2 separate regions of the Homo sapiens genome follow, and region 2 is linked to region 1. Evidence: read pairs that join two places in POLR2A ChIA-PET (ENCODE). Cell type or tissue: HepG2. All regions are shown on one strand.

The links. Peaks named below come from ENCODE experiments on the same cell type or tissue, not always from the same donor. Only the 100,000 strongest peaks of a DNase experiment are listed, where the experiment ranks them.
Region 2: POLR2A ChIA-PET joins it to region 1 with 13 read pairs; 4 of 35 experiments call an interaction of 5 or more read pairs at or near these places.

The regions. Positions count from the first base shown.
Region 1 is chr9:133,974,576-133,982,575 of GRCh38, reverse strand. The region is part of intron 1 of VAV2 (vav guanine nucleotide exchange factor 2); the gene reads left to right. Among named protein-coding and RNA genes, the nearest start is that of VAV2, 14 kb to the left of the region's middle. RefSeq lists enhancers at 2,348-2,863, 2,817-2,866, 3,380-3,897. In HepG2, no CTCF peak of the experiment used is centred here; DNase peaks (open chromatin) are centred at 3,015 and 3,805; H3K4me3 peaks cover 2,520 bases.
Region 2 is chr9:133,910,193-133,918,192 of GRCh38, reverse strand. The region is part of intron 2 of VAV2 (vav guanine nucleotide exchange factor 2); the gene reads left to right. Among named protein-coding and RNA genes, the nearest start is that of VAV2, 78 kb to the left of the region's middle. RefSeq lists enhancers at 1,454-2,402, 2,403-3,352. In HepG2, no CTCF peak of the experiment used is centred here; DNase peaks (open chromatin) are centred at 632 and 3,282.

The DNA.
Region 1 (8,000 bases):
CCCGCCAGCCAGAGACTCCTGCGCCCTGTCCTAGGTCCCCTCTTGTGGCCTCCTGCCCCTCCAGCCAGTCTGCCGCGCCCCATCCTAGGCCCCCTCTTGGGGCCTCCTGCCCTGCCAGCCAGAGTCTGCCATGCCCCGTCCTAGGTCCCCTCTTGTGGCCTCCTGCCCTGCCAGCCTGGTTGGCCGTGCCCCGTCCCAGGTGCCCCTCTTGCGGCCTCCTGCCCCACAAGCCTAGTCTGCGGCCACGTGTGCTGCAGCCATGCACAGTTTGGTGCTCCTGCCCTGGAGGCACCCTCCTGCCGGCCGGCCGTCGCCCCTGCCGAGTCTCCCTGGCCTTCGGTGCCCCAGCCTCAGGCACACTGGCCACCTTCCTGTGCCTCCCAGTTCAGGGCCTTTCCCCTGCAGTTCCCTGGAGGGGAACCTTCTTGCCTGGCTCACTGCTGCCATCTGCTTAGAGGCCTGTCCTGGGAAGCCTTTCCTGCCCCCAGGCCTGCTCGAGTCCCCTGACAAGGGCTCTTGGTCCCCCGGGCTTTCCCCTTCCGGGTCGCACAGTTTGTTGCATTTACTGTTCCATTTGTATCTAAAGCCTTTGGCAGGGGCTGGTCCAACAGCAAGTGCTCAGTAAGAGCAAAGCTTTCTCCCAGGCCCTCTTCGTGCCAGGAAGCGGGCTGAGCGCCTCCATGACCCCCACCCCCGCCCTTGGGGCAGTCTAGAGGGGGCTTTGCTCTCAGCCCCATTTTCCTGACAGAGGCCGGGCTCCTCGTGTCTGGAATGACACTGCCAGAAAGAGATCCTTGGAAATGCTTGGAAACACGATGAGTGGCCCGCAGGGGCGGCAGTGGGGACCACACTCGCTTGGCCACACATAGCATCTTCTTGGTGGCCGTGTCCCTCGAGCTCAACCTCCTTGTCTGAAATGGGATGACGGTGGCCACCTTGCAGACTCTTGGAAAGATTTGGTGCAAAAAGTGTGTGTCTGGCGCCCAGCGCAGTTTCTACCCCACAGCAGGGCCCACTGAGCCTCAGGACTCGGCACCCTCACCCCGAGCCCGGCGGCTCACTCCCAGTGAAGGGCACCGGCCCTCACCCGCCGCCTGCCCTCCCTCAGCATCAGAGCAGAGTGCAGCGGGCGGCCTGAGGGAGTGGCTCTCTTCCTGAGACTGCCGCCTCACTACCCACCTCTCTTCCCCTCCCCTCTCGCCGCCAAGTGGAAGGTGAAGCCCTGGGCGCGCTGCTGGGCGCACCTGGACACTGCACGGGTATAGTGGGGGGTGTGGTCGTGGTCACTAGTGCCTGTCTGCAGAAGGAGGCATTCTGGGGCAAGCAGAATCAGGTGAGCCAGATGGTCCTACAACACCTAAGTCTGAGATGGGGAAGGGAGCTGTTAATACTCACATGAGGACCATGAGTGAGGAAAACCTGCTGGCAACACGGGACGCTGAAGAAGGGGCCTCACCCCGTCTCCTGCTTCTCCCCAGGGCCTCCTGGGTTTGACTGGGCGAAGATGGGGCACGTGCAGGCTTTGCTGTTGGCAGGGTCAACAGCAAGCTGTGCTAGTCCTCAGCAAATGAGGTATTTAGATCCCTGGGGGCAGGGTGATGGCGGAGAGCTTCCCGGAGGAGGTGGTACTTGAGATGCCCTGAAAAGTAGATGGCTTTTGGTAGCTAAGGGTTGGAGACAGGTGGTTGTTCTACAGAGAGGGCTCTGTGTGGCCACAGACTGGAGGCGCTGCCACAGTGCTTCATCCTGGATCATTGCTGGAAGGGGTGTTGCAGTTTTTGAAATCTGCGTTCCAGCAGCAGTTGGGGCAGAGGAAGCTGCATGCCACCAGCTCTGATGAGTAGAGACATAAGGCAGCGGCTGCCGCTCACTGCAGAGCTCGACCTGGCTGGCACTGGGCCACCTGCTTGGTGTTCTTCCCTCTGCCTTGCAGGGGATGGTGTTTCCCTGCAGCAGATGATGAGTCTGAGACCCAGGGAGATGCGTGATAGAAGGTTCCAGAGAGGTGGCCATGCCCCATGGCTGGTCGGGCAGCTGGGTGATGATCAGCCTCTGCGGTGTCAGGGTCGGGGGCAGCACCCCAGTGCCCTGGGGAAAGATCTTGTTGCCAGGGCCCCTCTGCCCTGACACATGCCCTTTCTCTATTCTGGGTGGGTTTGTTTCAGGACCGCCCAGCACTGGCACCTCCCCTGGTCCTTGGAAGACTCTGGGCAGCACCAGGTGGGGGCGGCTCTGCCCTGGTTAATGGATGAAGGAGGGACAGGTGACGGGCCAGTCTGAGGTCATGCAGCTGTGTGGGGGTTGAGGCCTCGTGCCAGCCCGTGCAGGTCTCTTGCCTCTGGAGCGCCATTCACTTCCCCCCTCCACCGGCAAAATGGCCCCTTGGGTTGGTGGGAGGTTGGGAGACAGAGAACCAGGTGCCTGAGTCCAGAGATGGCCCCAGGGCTGACCAGCTCTGCCCTCTGGCCACATGGCTTCCGGTCCTGGGCCTCCTGCTCCCGGGTGGCTGGTGGCCCAGCCTGTTCTCCACCCTACTCTGTGTGTCGCGCACTGGCTCGTGGCATTGAGCCGCAGAGGCAGAAACCCTGTGCTTGGTGTTGCTGGCTTTCTGGAGGGGGCACAGAATAAGGATGAATGGAGAGAGGAAGATGGCACTTTCAGATGAGAGAGAGAAGGCAGGCAGAAGGCAGGGCTGCCTTCAGGTGACGCCGGCAGGCTCCCTGATGAGGTGACAGGGCGGTGGGGTGCGCAGCTGGCGCCGCCTTCCCCTCACCACTAGCACCTGTGCTCCCCGAATGCCGTTTCAGCTGAGTGAGTTCAGCTGGGGCCTGTTGGGGAGCTCGGGGCCCTGGCAAAGTCAGCAGGCTGACAGCAGGAGGTCCTCGTGGGCCAGAGGTCAGTGGTGGGGCTCTGGGACATGGCCGGAGGCGGGGCCGGGCCCGGATTAGTGCCTGGCTGCCTGTCCTGCCGGCGGCCGTGGCTCCGGGCTCTGTGTCTCTGCTGCAGGAAGTCTTCATTTGCTTGTCCTCCCTCCCTGTCAACATCCTCTGTCCGAGTTCCGGACGGCTGCGGCGTCCGCTCCTTCCTGCTGCCCTGGGAGCCGAGCCGTCCTCATGCAGCCCCTGCCTGGGGACCCATCTCCTCTGGGCCTGGCTTCGTGTGTGGTTGGGCACTGAGCGGCCGACACATTCCTAGGGTGGAGACCGCACACACAGCGTTGAGCCTCTGACAGCCGCGTTCAGATCCTGGCTCAGCACCTCGTGGCAGACCCGTGGCGCCTCTCTGGACCCTGCATTCTCCGCTGTCAAAGGGGGTATTTTAGGAGCCCCTCCCAAGGGTTGGCCGAGGACCCGGCTGTCAGCCCGGTGCCTGGCAAGTGGGAAGTGCTCGGCGGACATGTCTCCCAGCCCCTGCAGGGTGGAGCCATGAGCTCGCCTCTCCGACACCACCACCCCTGGCACGAAAGCTCTTCCGAAGCCTCAGTGCCCCTCCCCATGTGCCCACTTGACGCGGCTGGGGTGGGCGCTCCGGGACCTGCAGACCTGCTCTCACACTGGGGTCAGGAGCTGGCTGGAGGAGACCCTAAACCCAGCGAACTCCCCTGCCCTGACCCCCTCAGCTCTGATGAGCCCCCTTCTTCACCGGGGCCAGCCCCAGGCTCAGGTGCCCGGTTTTTGGTCCCCTGAAGCTTCGTGTTCTGAAGGACTCTTTGCCTGGAGCTGGGGACGCTGTTTGGCTTCTGAATCCAAAAGATAAACAAGAATGACAAATACAGGACCGTGGAGGGGACAGGACTGGGCAGTGGGAGCTTGAACTTTGGGCCAGACTGAGCGGCTGCGCCCCTGAGTTAGGTCTCCTGCTGCCTGGCAGCTGCAGGTTTTGCAATCCTGATGCTGCTGGAAACAGTGTTTCTGTTTTGTGGGGTTCATCTGTCAGTCTTTACAGAGTTTGTGTAAGGATGAAGACAAATCATTCTCACAGACCTACTCCTTGTCCCCTAGGCCAGCTTGGCCCTGAAGTCATCAGTATTTCTGTTGGTTTGTTTTGTACTTTTGGGTTCAAAGGCAGCGCGAACACGCGGTATCTTTCCGTGACCCGCCAGGTGCTTGCGGGCTGTGGCCTTCCCAGGATTGGGGAGCCCGTCTCCAAGTTTCCTCAAGGCCTCCCAGCCCTGTGTTCTTTGAAATCTGCATAGGGGTGGGGAGGGGGTGCCTGCCTGTCTTCTGTTGTTAAGGACTTTAAAAAATGCTGTGTTGGCTGCCTCCAGGGTCATCCTTCCACAGGGGGATCCTTTCTGCAGTGGCTGGAGTAGGAGAGGGTCCCCCAGCCTGCAATGGAGGAGGTGGCAGTGAGATCCTCCTAGTGGACCCTGGGACCAGCATCCTCTGGCCGGCGGGCCAGGGAGGGCAGTTTCCCCAGCCCTGCCCAGCCCTGCCTGTCCTGGCCTCACCCTCGAACACCGTGTGCCTCCCCGCTCCTGGTCTTGAATGTGTGTCCAGTTTTCAGCCACATTTCTGGGATCATCACATTTGTCTCATACACGTAGGACATCTCCAGAGGCAGGGGGCGTGGGAGCTGCGTGCCCTAGGGCAGGTGGACGCATACACGTAGGACATCTCCAGAGGCAGGGGGCGTGGGAGCTGCGTGCCCCAGGGCAGGTGGACGCCCCATCCCCTTTGCCAGCTGAGGGGCAGAGGCCTGAGGTACTGAGCCACCTGGACTTGGCGTGGCCTTCCTGACTCAGGTGCTGCCCCCTTGACCTCGGCTGCTCCCCCGAGTTTTGAGGCCTATGTTTTGGTTTTTCTGCCTTGTTCTGTTCTCTGGCGTGTCTGTGGTTGGCGTCCGGCAGGGGCTGCAGGCTGCGTGTTGAGGGGCAGGCTCTGGACACTTGCCTGCAGCTCCAATGTCCCACCTCTGACTGTTGTCAGGAACCAGAGGTGCCAGGTGAGTGACAGCTGTCGTGGATGGGGATGGACCGCCTGTCATGTCATTTGCCTGGGTAAGTGACAGCTGTCATGCGTGGAGGGTGACTGGCCCCAGGGCCATTGCCACGTGTCCCCGGTGCACAAGGTGCCTAGACAATCCTTGTCTGGCAACATTCTGTGTCCCAGGCCCCCTGGGGTGGCGGAAGGTTCTAGTCCTTCATGCTCATGAGCGCCGCATCCTGAGACCCTCCTGCCCTCTGTGACTGGGCCATCTGTGCCTCCCTCCCCTAGGCCCCAGCTCATCTTTCTGCTGGGACGGGAGAGAGAAATGATCCCGCAGTCATTTTGGTGAAAGCCAAGACCCCCTTCAGATCTGAGCTGTTCCATCTACAGCTGCTGGGCTGCTCCTCAAATGGACACCAGGCACCCATTGGATGCCGGAGGTCCTCGTGGGATGCTGGGGGGGCCTCACTCTGCCTGAAGTCCCTCTTGGTTTTATTTGTTTTCATTCCAGAGCTGGAAGGAGGCAGGCTTGGGGCAGGGCGGCTGGGCGTGGCCTGGGCCTGGAGCTGGGCTCCGCAACTCCCAGCACCTCAGCCTCGCTGCGTGGTCGCTCCCCTCTGGCCGCAGTCCCTGGCTGTAGGAGAGGCACCCCCTTCAGCCTTGGGGTGTCCAGGCACAGGGCAGTGTGGTTAGGACCTAGGCTGGAGTCCTGGAGCTGCTCACACTGTGTGCTTTTGAGCTTGACCTTCCTGGAGCCTCAGTTTCCTTCTCTGTAGGATGGGGATAAAAGGAGTGGCTTCCTCAGTGGATGAATGGGGGATCCACACAGAGTCCGTCCATGCAGTAGAATATCTGTGGATGAACCTGGAAAATGGAATGCTAAGGCGGGGAAGCCAGGCCTGAAAGACAAGTCCCACGTGATTCTCTTAAAACGTCCAGAATAGCAGCTCCGTCGCAGGACAGAAAGCCAGATGCGTAGCTGCCGGGAGAAGGCGCTGGGGAGAGAGTTCTCAGGGGCTTGGGGGTCTGTTTGCCAGGCATGAAAAAGTTCCACAACTCCATAGTGCGGAAGGTTTGTGGCATTGTGTGTACTTTACCACAATTAAAATAAATAGCCTCTCCCTTGTGGGGAATGAAGGCCTCGTTTCATCAACTGCAACCCCGAGGCAGAGCCCATCTTCTTACTAGGGCTCCAATCTAGGGTCTCACTGTCTCCTCCTCCATCGAGGGTGAGGCCAGGAGAGGCAGGGCTGGGCGGGGCTGGGGGGACTGCCCCCCTGGACTGCTGGCCAGAGGATGCTGGTCCCAGAGTCCACTCAGGATCTCACTGTCGCCTCCTCCATCAGGGGTTGAGGGACCCCATCCTAACCTAGCTGCTGCAGAAAGGATCCCCTTGTGGGAGGATGACCCTAGAGGCGGCCAACATAGCATTTTTTTTTTTTGAAATGGAATCTCGCTCTGTCACCCAGTCTGGAGTGCAGTGGTGCGATCTCCGCTCACTGCAACCTCCGCCTCCTGGGTTCAAGCAATTCTCTGCCTCTGCCTCCCGAGTAGCTGGGATTACAGGTGCCCACCACCACGCCTGGCTAATTTTTGTATTTTCTTTTTTTTTTTAGTAGAGATGGGGTTTTACCATCTTGTCCAGGCTGGTCTTGAACTACTGACCTCGTGATCCACCCGCCTCAGCCTCCCAAAGTGCTGGGATTACAGGTGTGAGCCATGGCGCCTGGCCAACATAGCATTTTTAAAAGTCCCCTGACAAGAGAAGAAGTGTGGGAGGGTTGGAGGAGACCCGTCTGCCTTCCTGGGTCCCTCTCTCCTGACAAATATTGAAAGTTCTATTCTGTGACTGCATAGGTATAAAGGTGAACATACAGGTATGAGATATTTAAATATTCTCTTAGAGCTCAACACTCTCTTGGACCCAGGGCACTGTGCCTCTGTGTTCTTGGGTGAGCAGCCCCGTGTGGGCTTCCCTTGGCCATGCCAGGCAGGCTGGGGGCTCAGAGACTTTGGAGGGAGCTAGACTTTGTGTCCTTTGTCATTTCTCAGTTGTGTGATTTTGGCCACATCACTTCTGAGCCTCAGTTTCCTTATCTGTAAACTGGGGCTGTTGCTGCTGCTAATACTTTCCGCAATACATGTCGTGTTTTGAAAATTGAGGGGTTTGTGTGAGTGACAGTCTCTGCCCAGGGCTGGCAAGTTTTATTTAATCCTGTTTTGTAAGGCTCTGAGGCTGGGCCCCCCAGAAACAGACCCCAAGATGGGAGGTAAGCCAAGTGTGGGAGGCCAGGTAGGGAGGGAGAGAGGCAGATAACATTGACCCAGCAAGTTCCTGCTGTGGGTGACAGGCTTGGCCCACTGAGCACTGAGCGAGGATATGGGTTTGTGTCCAGCCCTCCTAGCTCCTGGTGGGGGAGGCCATGGACATGGCGGGGGTGCCGGGGCAGGCTGGGGTGCCTGCCTTTCCTAGTAAGGGGATGGGTTCTGCCTCGGGGTAGGAGTTGATGAAATGAGGCCTTCATTCCCTTCATTCTGTGAAACGGCCTGTTGGTGCTTTCACCTGCCTTGGTTGGCGTCAGCAGGAAAAGGCCGTAAAAAGGGCCTTGAGATGGACCACACTCGCTCTGGGCCATGACGCACGCTGGGTTCTGCCAGGGGCATGAATCACGTGGAAGGCCCTGCAGGAGGGTGGGTGAGGCCCGCTCCCCACGGTACCACAAGGTACAGACCTTGAGGGAAACTGTTGGCCTGAGAGATTGGAGGTTCTTGGAAGACTTCGGGGGCCAGTCAGAAAAGTGAGTGTCCTGTCTGGAAGTCCTGGAAGCAGAAGCCTTGTGTGCTGACCTGTCTGTCCATGGTGCAGTGCTGGGTGCAGGGCGTGACCTATCTGTCCGCGGCGCACTGCTGGGTGCAGGGCGCAGGGAGTGTGTGGATTTTCTGAGTGGGTGAATGGCACAGTGAGGAAGAGGACCACGTTAAGGGAGCTGTTTCCAAGTCCAGCTTGGAAACTGTAGCTTGCTCATGCCTTTGGGCAACTTGCTCCACCTTTCTGAGCCTCAGTTTACCCAT
Region 2 (8,000 bases), 64 kb after region 1:
AATGTCACTGGAGGAAACCACCCTGAGATGCCTTTCAAGTGGAAAAGGAGAGCTGTCCTAATACTGTGGGCATATCATTAGGAAAAGCAAATTAAATCATGTTTAATGGTGTTAGAGTCTCAATCACTTTGGAAAATGGAGTTGGTGAAGCAGGGAAATGAGAAATTGCTGACCTCCTGTGGAAGGAGGTCAGTGAAGGAGAATCTGGGAGTTGTGCTCGTGGAAGTGGCGATGGGCCGGGGCTTAGGGGGCTGGGGATTCAGCCGGGAGGGTGGGGGGACCAGGGCGGGGGACCAGGGTCTCCAGGAGGCTGCGTCAGTTCTCTCTCCCACTGTCCTGGTCTCCCTCGGGAGGGTGTGGGTCCAGCTAGCCTTTTCTGTCCACAGGGTTCTCTCTCTGGGATCTGTTCGGTCCTGTCCTTGGGGGCCCAGCATAGGTCAGTGTCAGATGGGACCAGCTTAGTCCTTCAACTGGATGCCCGGCCTGGGCCAGTCGCTTTCCTCCCTAAGCCTTGGTTTCCCCGTCAATAAAGGGGAGGATGGCACTCTCTCAGGCAGGCTAGGACAGGGAGTGAGGCCCAGAGGGGGTAGGCAAAGTCCCAACTGCATGGCCTCTGTGGGATGGGCAGGGCCCCTCTGTGCTGTGTTGACATTTTCAGTGGCATAAGTTTTCCCTTTGGAGGTTATGCGTCTTTGTGACTTACTAGAAACGATAAACAAATAAAACCCTTCTAGCCAAAAAAAAAAAAAAAGAAAGAGTTTTCTGTTTTTCTCATGATGGGTTCCCAGCTCTCTGTTAAGTCAAAAAATATTCAGCTTGACATTCCACCATTAGAGAATCATTCCTTTGACTTGAGAGTTTGTCCCTGTCGGCGTAGGTAATCCATTGGGCTCCACCATTGCCTTTTGAGTGCTGAGTTTGTCACCTCCTCTCCTGAAAATGGGTTCACATCAGGAACAGGTAAAGAACTTGGCCCCTGGAAGAGGAGGACGGGGATAGGGCCCCTCAGGGAAGGGAGATGATTTAGTGAGCTCTAGGGCTAGGCTGTCATAGGCCTCTGGGTGGGGAGCAGGTCTGGGGCCTGCTGGGTGGGCTTTTGTGCAAAGAGATTTGCAGTAGAGAAAGAGGAAAACCCAGGGTGGGATGTACAGGGGACAGGACCCCGTGAGAGTGGCAACCTCGTCCTTATTAGTCCTTGCTGAGTGTTCCCAAAGCTCCGGGTTTCTTTGTATGTGTCTCATTTAATCCTCACATTTGATGGACGGGGACGCTGAGGCTTAGAGGGGGTTGGGTGAGTGGCCATGGGTCACACAGACAATGGCAGAGCCGGGACATTCTCTTCAACTCTGCCATGCCAGCATCTTCCTTCACACCCCTTGACCTAAACAGTCCCAACATCTGCATTCAGAAGGTACTTAATTAATGCTTTTTGCATGGCTGGAGGCATCCGGGGTGTCCTTTGCAGGGGAACCGACAAAGTTGTGCTGGTCCTGGAGGCCCAGCCGTGAGCCTCTAGCCAACTCTTTCTTCCAGCTCAGCTTCTGGGATCAATACACAGGCACTCCCGGCTCTTCTCTCTCCCTTTCTCTGTTCACCCCCTCCTTTCCCCTTCTCCATCCATATCACCAGTGAGACCCCCACTCACCCAGCCCCACATCCTCAAACTGCCCAGCTTCCCAGCAAGAGTCCCAGCACTTCCCAGGGTGGCAGAGAGCCAGGCTCTGGGATGGTGACGCCGACGCTTTTGTTAGTCCTGGGCCTGTGCGCCCGGGCCCTCGTTGGCACCCACCACCTTCCCTTTCTACAAAGAGGGCTTTATCCCGTGGAGAGAAACTTTCCAAGTGAATCACTGTCAGTTAGCATTCAGCGCAAGTCACAGGCTCCGCGGGCAATTCATCTTGCGCCTTTCTTCCTTCTTATCGAGTGGGACCAAGCCCAGCTCGGTGTTGCCTGTCCGCCTCCTCCATGGAGCCTTGGATAACCCCGCTGGCTAGGAGCAGAGAGGCGTGTTTGAGCAAAGCCCCTCCTTCCCTCCATTCTCCCTGGGGGAGCAGCCGTGGCCTGTGCCCGTTTCCTGCCAGGCTTCCTTCAGAAGGGAAGGTGCGTGTGTGCACGTGTGTATCTTGTGTGCATGTGCATTGTGTGTGAGTGTGCATGGGTGCCTTGTGTGCATTCCGTGCATGTGTGCACATGTATATCATGTGTGCATCGTGTGAGTGTGTATGTGTACGTGTGTGCATCGTGTGTACATGTACATCGTGTGCATGTGTGCATTGTGTGTGCACGTGTGCATCGTGTGTGAGTGTGCATGTGTGGGTCGCGTGTACATGTACATCGTGTGTGTGTGCGTTGTGTGTGCACGTGTGCGTGTGTGAGTGCATGTGTGCATCGTGTGTACATGTACATCGTGTGCGTGTGTGCATTGTGTGTATGTGTGCATCGTGTGTGTATGTGTGCGTTGTGTGTACATGTACATCGTGTGCGTCTGTGCATTGTGTGTGCACGTGTGCATTGTGTGTGTGTGCATGTGTGCGTCGTGTACATGTACATCGTGTGCGTGTGCACATGTGCATTATGTGTGCATTGTGTGGGAGTGTGTGTGTGTGCGCCTTGTCTTTGAGACTGGCACCAGTTTTTCTAGGGGTCTTCTCCATGGAGACAAGGGGCCCAGTGAGGGCTCCTGTTTTCAGGGTGCTTTGTAAAGTGGGCACAGCCCCTTGTCCGGCATTTTTTTCAGTAGAGACTTCCTCATTGCACCACCTGTGCTCCTTGGGAGAAAGTCAGCTGGCCGTTGGCAGGTGGAGTCTGTAGAACGCCAGATCGTGCTGAATCCCCTTGAAAATATCAGGTTGAGGGGTGTGGATGGTGGCTGCCGGGAATTCAAAAAGTGTAGTCGTGAAACCACGTGATCACAAGGAGGGCGGGACGGTGGTGTGGGGGCTGACTGTGGCTTCCAGCTGTGGATGTCCCCACTCTGCCCCACCATGGAGAATTCCCTGATGTCCCCAGAGCCAATGAGGACTAGAGTCAAGGCGTCAGAAAGTGGGTGTGAACTCCCTGAGCCAGGAAAAGGGGACACTAATGGAGAACAGGCCGGTGCTCTTCCGGCCAAGCGGCCTGTTTCAAAGCACTCCTTGGTGTTTTCAAGATTCCCAGACACAGCACCCGTGCTTCCCTGCTCCCTCCCAGGTCCTTCCCCCCGTGCGAGCTGTCCTGGGTTTGATGCCGCTTGGCCCAGCACTGGTGTGGCGCTGAGTGGACCGGTGACCTTGGTCACATTCACCTGTTCCAAAGTCCCAAACCTCCCTCTCCACTTTGTGGAGCTGTGGGACGGCAACAGAGATAGAGAAGTGAATGCCAACCTCTCCCCTCCCCTCCCCTTCTCCCTTCCCCTCTCCTCCTCCTCTCCCCTCCCGTCCCCTCCTCCCCTCCTCTCCTCTCCCCTCCCCTTCCCTCTCCTCCCCCTCCCGTGATCCCTCCCCTCTCCTTCCCCTCCCGCTTCCCTCCCCCATCCCTTGCTTCCTCCCCTCCCCCCTCCCCTGCTTCCTGCTTCCTCCCCTCCTCTCCCCCTCCTCTCTCTCTCTGGTGGTAGGAATACACACAGCAGAAATCCCATCCCTTGGCAGCCGTCACCCCCACCCCATCCCCACTGCCCTTGGTCACCAGAGTCACACGCTGCGCGCCCTTTGAGTCTGCATCTTCCCCTGAGTGTGGTGTCCTCCAGGCTCACTAAGTCAGCGCTTCGTTCCTTCTTCTGGCTGAAGAATATTCCACGGTCCAGGTAGACCACGTTTTGTTTATCCATCCGTCTGCTGATGAACATTTGGGGTGTCTACATTTCTTGGCCACTGTGAAGATCACTGCTGGGGACATTCGTGTCCCGGTGCATTTCTGAACACCTGTCTTCCCATCCTGTTGGGTACATACCCAGGAGCGGGATTGCTGGGCTTCACGGTAATTCTGTGTCTGGCCCAGTGAGTGCTGCCTTTTCTGATGTGTGCTTAGCCCGCTGTGAGACACATCTGTCTCGAAGCCCCAGGCAGCCCATGCTGGGTTTGGAGGCTGGCCTTTCTGACTGAGCTGGACTGTCCAGGGCACCTCCTGGGGCTTAGGGTCTCAGGGGTTTGCGGTGAGCATCGTCTTTGGTTGCTTGTTGGTTTACGTTTCAGGATAATGTTAAGTCATAGCCAGCGGCTCTTGGAGTGGGGACCAAACAGAAACCCCTTCGAAGAGCTCCAGGGAGGTGGGAGGCAGAGTCTGGGGGAGTGGCTGAGGACAGCCAGGCTGGCATTGCTGGGCCTCTGTCTGCTGCGGGCTCCACCTCCTGCTCCTCCTTTGCTCACCTGCTTCCCGAATATCCCACCATGGCTGCCCCCAATGGCAGTGTCAGCTCCCACGAGCGTACAGCCGGCCCCGAGGCTCACTGACCTGGGCGCGGTGCCCAAGGCCTGGCATCTGAGCATCTCCATGGGGTTGGGAGTTCTCAGTCGTGGCCCTGCTGTTTGCCCTGACTTTGCCCCCTCCCTGTAGGTCTTCAGAAAACTGGCAGGTTCCGTGATGAGTGTCGATTGTGCACCTACTGTGTGCGCGTCCGGTCCCCCGCCTCCTGGGACCATGTGCGCAGGCTCTGCCTTTGGTTTTTTACCAAGGGCAGATGGGGCAAAGGATCGGTCATTTCTGCACTTTTTGGAGAAACCGCCCTTGAAGATTCTGATTGGCATCCCTGGCATAGAAGCCTCCGGAGTGGGGCACCAGGAAGCGCGCACCACCCCTGACAAGGACTTTGGTTTCTTCTTCTCGCTGGTGTAGTGAGGTCCCTTCTGTGCTGACTGCCAGGTGGCTGGTGCCTGCGATCGTTCCCACCTTCCTGTCTTACCTTTCGTGTGTGTCTCCCGTTCTGTGTGGTGGCAACGCGTGTTTTTATCGTCCTTCTCATGGGGGCCGTGGCGCCAGCTATGAGCCGTTGTTTGGGAGCACAGGGGGTGTTCCAGCCCAGAGTCACCAAAACACTGGGCTCTGGGACATTGTCTCACCAGAGGTGGGTGTTGGGGGCGCCCCTCTCAGAGTGCCAGCTCCCTGGAGAGGAAGAGGGGGCAAAGGGCTCCACCCAAAGCTGACGTTTGTCTTGGAAGTGAGGTGAGGTTTGCACGGTCTGCGAACAGCCCTGGGTGTGCAGGGTCAGGCTGGGCCTTCAGAGGACAGTGCCTGCCTCCCAAACCCGGTTCCAAATGGCACTCCACCGCCCGTGGACTGTGCTGGCTGAAGTTGGATTTTCCTCCTTAAAGTCACCAGGATCAGGAGCCCTGATTCTGATGAATAGAAGCTATGTTTGGGACGAGTGGTCACTGGCTCACAGGACGACTCTGATTTTAGAGGGACGGAACGAGGACAGGACGATTGTGATTTTAGAGGGGCTGAACAAGTACTTATTAGCTTAGTGCAGAAATAAAAGAACACAACTATCCCCCCTAATAGTCAACCACCGGTGACTGCAGCCCCTGAGGATGGCTGCCTGACAGCTTGGGAGCGCCTCGGGAGTGCTGTGCACACGTGGAGAAGAGCATCACACGTGTAATTTGTGTTCCGCGATTGAAATGGGCAGAGAAGCAACACGTTAGGGTGCAGGAACCTCTCCCCGTGTGCCCCCACCCCCAGAATTTGGCTGCAGCTCCCATGCTCGGACCCAGCACCAGTGACATATGGGTGTTGATATACCCTGACATGTTGGGGTACAGATGGAAAAGCGCCACTGCGTCCTGGTTCCTTCATCTAGGCACACTGTCCTCCAGAAGCCTCCGGCTCGTTTGTGTGGCAGGACTGTGGGGATTTGGACGGACATAGCCTCGTGTTCAGCCCGGGTCTCATGTTCCCAGACCTGGAAGGCCTTCCCGCCTTCTTGGACCATCCTCCGGTGACGGTGTCCTGATGCCGTAGGTTTCTGGTTTGTCTGTTTTGTACTAAAACACTCCTGGTTGTCAGCCCTTCTCCCACGTGTGTTGGAGGCCGGGACTGTAGCCGCAGCTGATCTAAGTTCACCAGCGGGAGCTGGTGGCTGTCCTGAGCTCAGCTGACACCCCATCTTTGAAAATCAGCCATCTTTGGAGGGCAGGGAGGAGATCAGGAAAGATAGCTAATGGATGCCAGGCCTAATACCTAGGTGATGGGATGCTCTGTGCAGCAATCCAGCATGGCACACGTTTACCTATGGAACACACCTGCACATCCTGCACGTGTACCCCTGAACTTAAAAGTTGGAAATAAAAAAAAAGAAAATCTGACTTACTTTCTTGGCCTGGGCAATCCTGACCTGTGGGGCTCTGGGCCACGTGAGAGTGGGTTTGGAGGACATTCGGTGTGTGGTTGGTAACTGGCATCCCTGAGGCTCTTGCTGAAGGCCTGTGCTGACGAGCAGCCCTCCCCGCCCAGGCGGACCTTGTTTAATGCGCTTACTTTTGGACATGGCGTCTTTAGTGTGTGTGTGATGCAGAGGTCAGGAGGTTGATGGGGGAGCAGGAAAGACGAGTTACCTGATGCACAGCTAAAGTGCCTGCCACCCTGACTTAGGCCTCAGGAGTGACACTGGCCATACAGTGGGGGGTCACCAGTGGGCACTAGAAAACATTTTGGGGCCGGTGAATATGTTCACCGTCTTGACTGTGTTGACAGTGTCACGGGTGTGTACATATGTAAAAATAAGGACATGACACTCTCTGGAGGGTGTGCAGCTTATCGTCTGTGGATCATACCTCCATAGAGGTATGGTAAATTTAATACAGGTCTGGTAAATTCAATGCAGTTGAACGTCAAGGTCTTAGTCTCACCAGCCGCATTTCACGTGTGCAGGCTGTGTGTGGCTGGCGGCCCAGGCATCCGCAGCACAGACACGGCGTTTCTCTCTTCACAGAAAGTTCTCCCGGGCAGCACGCTCCAGGGCGAAGGGCTGGGGAACGGGTGTGTTCCTGGTGGGACTTGCTTAGTGAGTGAGGCAGGCTCTTTCCTTTTTAGTTTTTATTAAAAATGTGCTTCCGGTCCCCAGTGCACGCGTGAATACATTCCTTTCGGTAAATATGAAACTGTAGAGATCAGACCTGTGCTCCCAAGAAGGGGCGTGCCCGGCCCTGCTTCCTGCAGCCCATGTAGCCTGGCCAGGAGCTGGGGTGCTCAGGAGGCCACGGCGCTCCCAGCTGTAGCTTCATCTCTGGCTCTGTCCCATCACTGCCGTGACCCATAGACAAACACGGTGTGCTGGGATGGGCTTGCGGTCTGCGGGACTGTGTTAGACTCCCGTGCCCGCCTCTGTACCAGTGCAGACAACTCTGACTGCATTTCTGTCCCCAGTTTTCTTTTTCTTTTTCTTTTTTTTTTTTTTGAGACCGAGTCTCGCTCTGTCGCCCAGGCTGGGGTGCAGTGGTGCAATCTCGGCTCACTGCAAGCTCCACCTCCCGGGTTCACGCCATTCTCCTGCCTCAGCCTCCCGAGTAGCTGGGACTACAGGCGCCCGCCACCACGCTCGGCTAAGTTTTTGTAATTTTTTTTTTTTTTTTTTAGTAGAGTCGGGGTTTCACCGTGTTAGCCAGGATGGTCTTGATCTCCTGACCTCGTGATCCGCCGGCCTCAGCCTCCCAAAGTGCTGGGATTACAGGTGTGAGCCACCGCGCCCAGCCTTCTGTCCCTGATTTTCTAGCTGTGTGACTCTGGGGAAGTGACTCACTGAACCTTGGCACCTCATCTGTCAAATGGGCTTGGTGCCGGTTACATGAGAGAGCCCACCGCACGGTGCCCCCTTCAGTCCAGTGCCTCCATCTGGAAGGTCTGAACTCGCAGCTTGCGCCAGTTAGAGTAGGCTTGACTGCTTCTAACAAAAACCCCAGTACATCAGGAGCCGAAACTCACCAGGGTTTGTTCGTCTTGGAGGGTTGCAGGTAGGCAGTCTAGAATAGGGGTGACGGTGCCATAGTCTCAGGGACCCAGGTGCACCCAGCTTCTTGTTCTACCTCTTC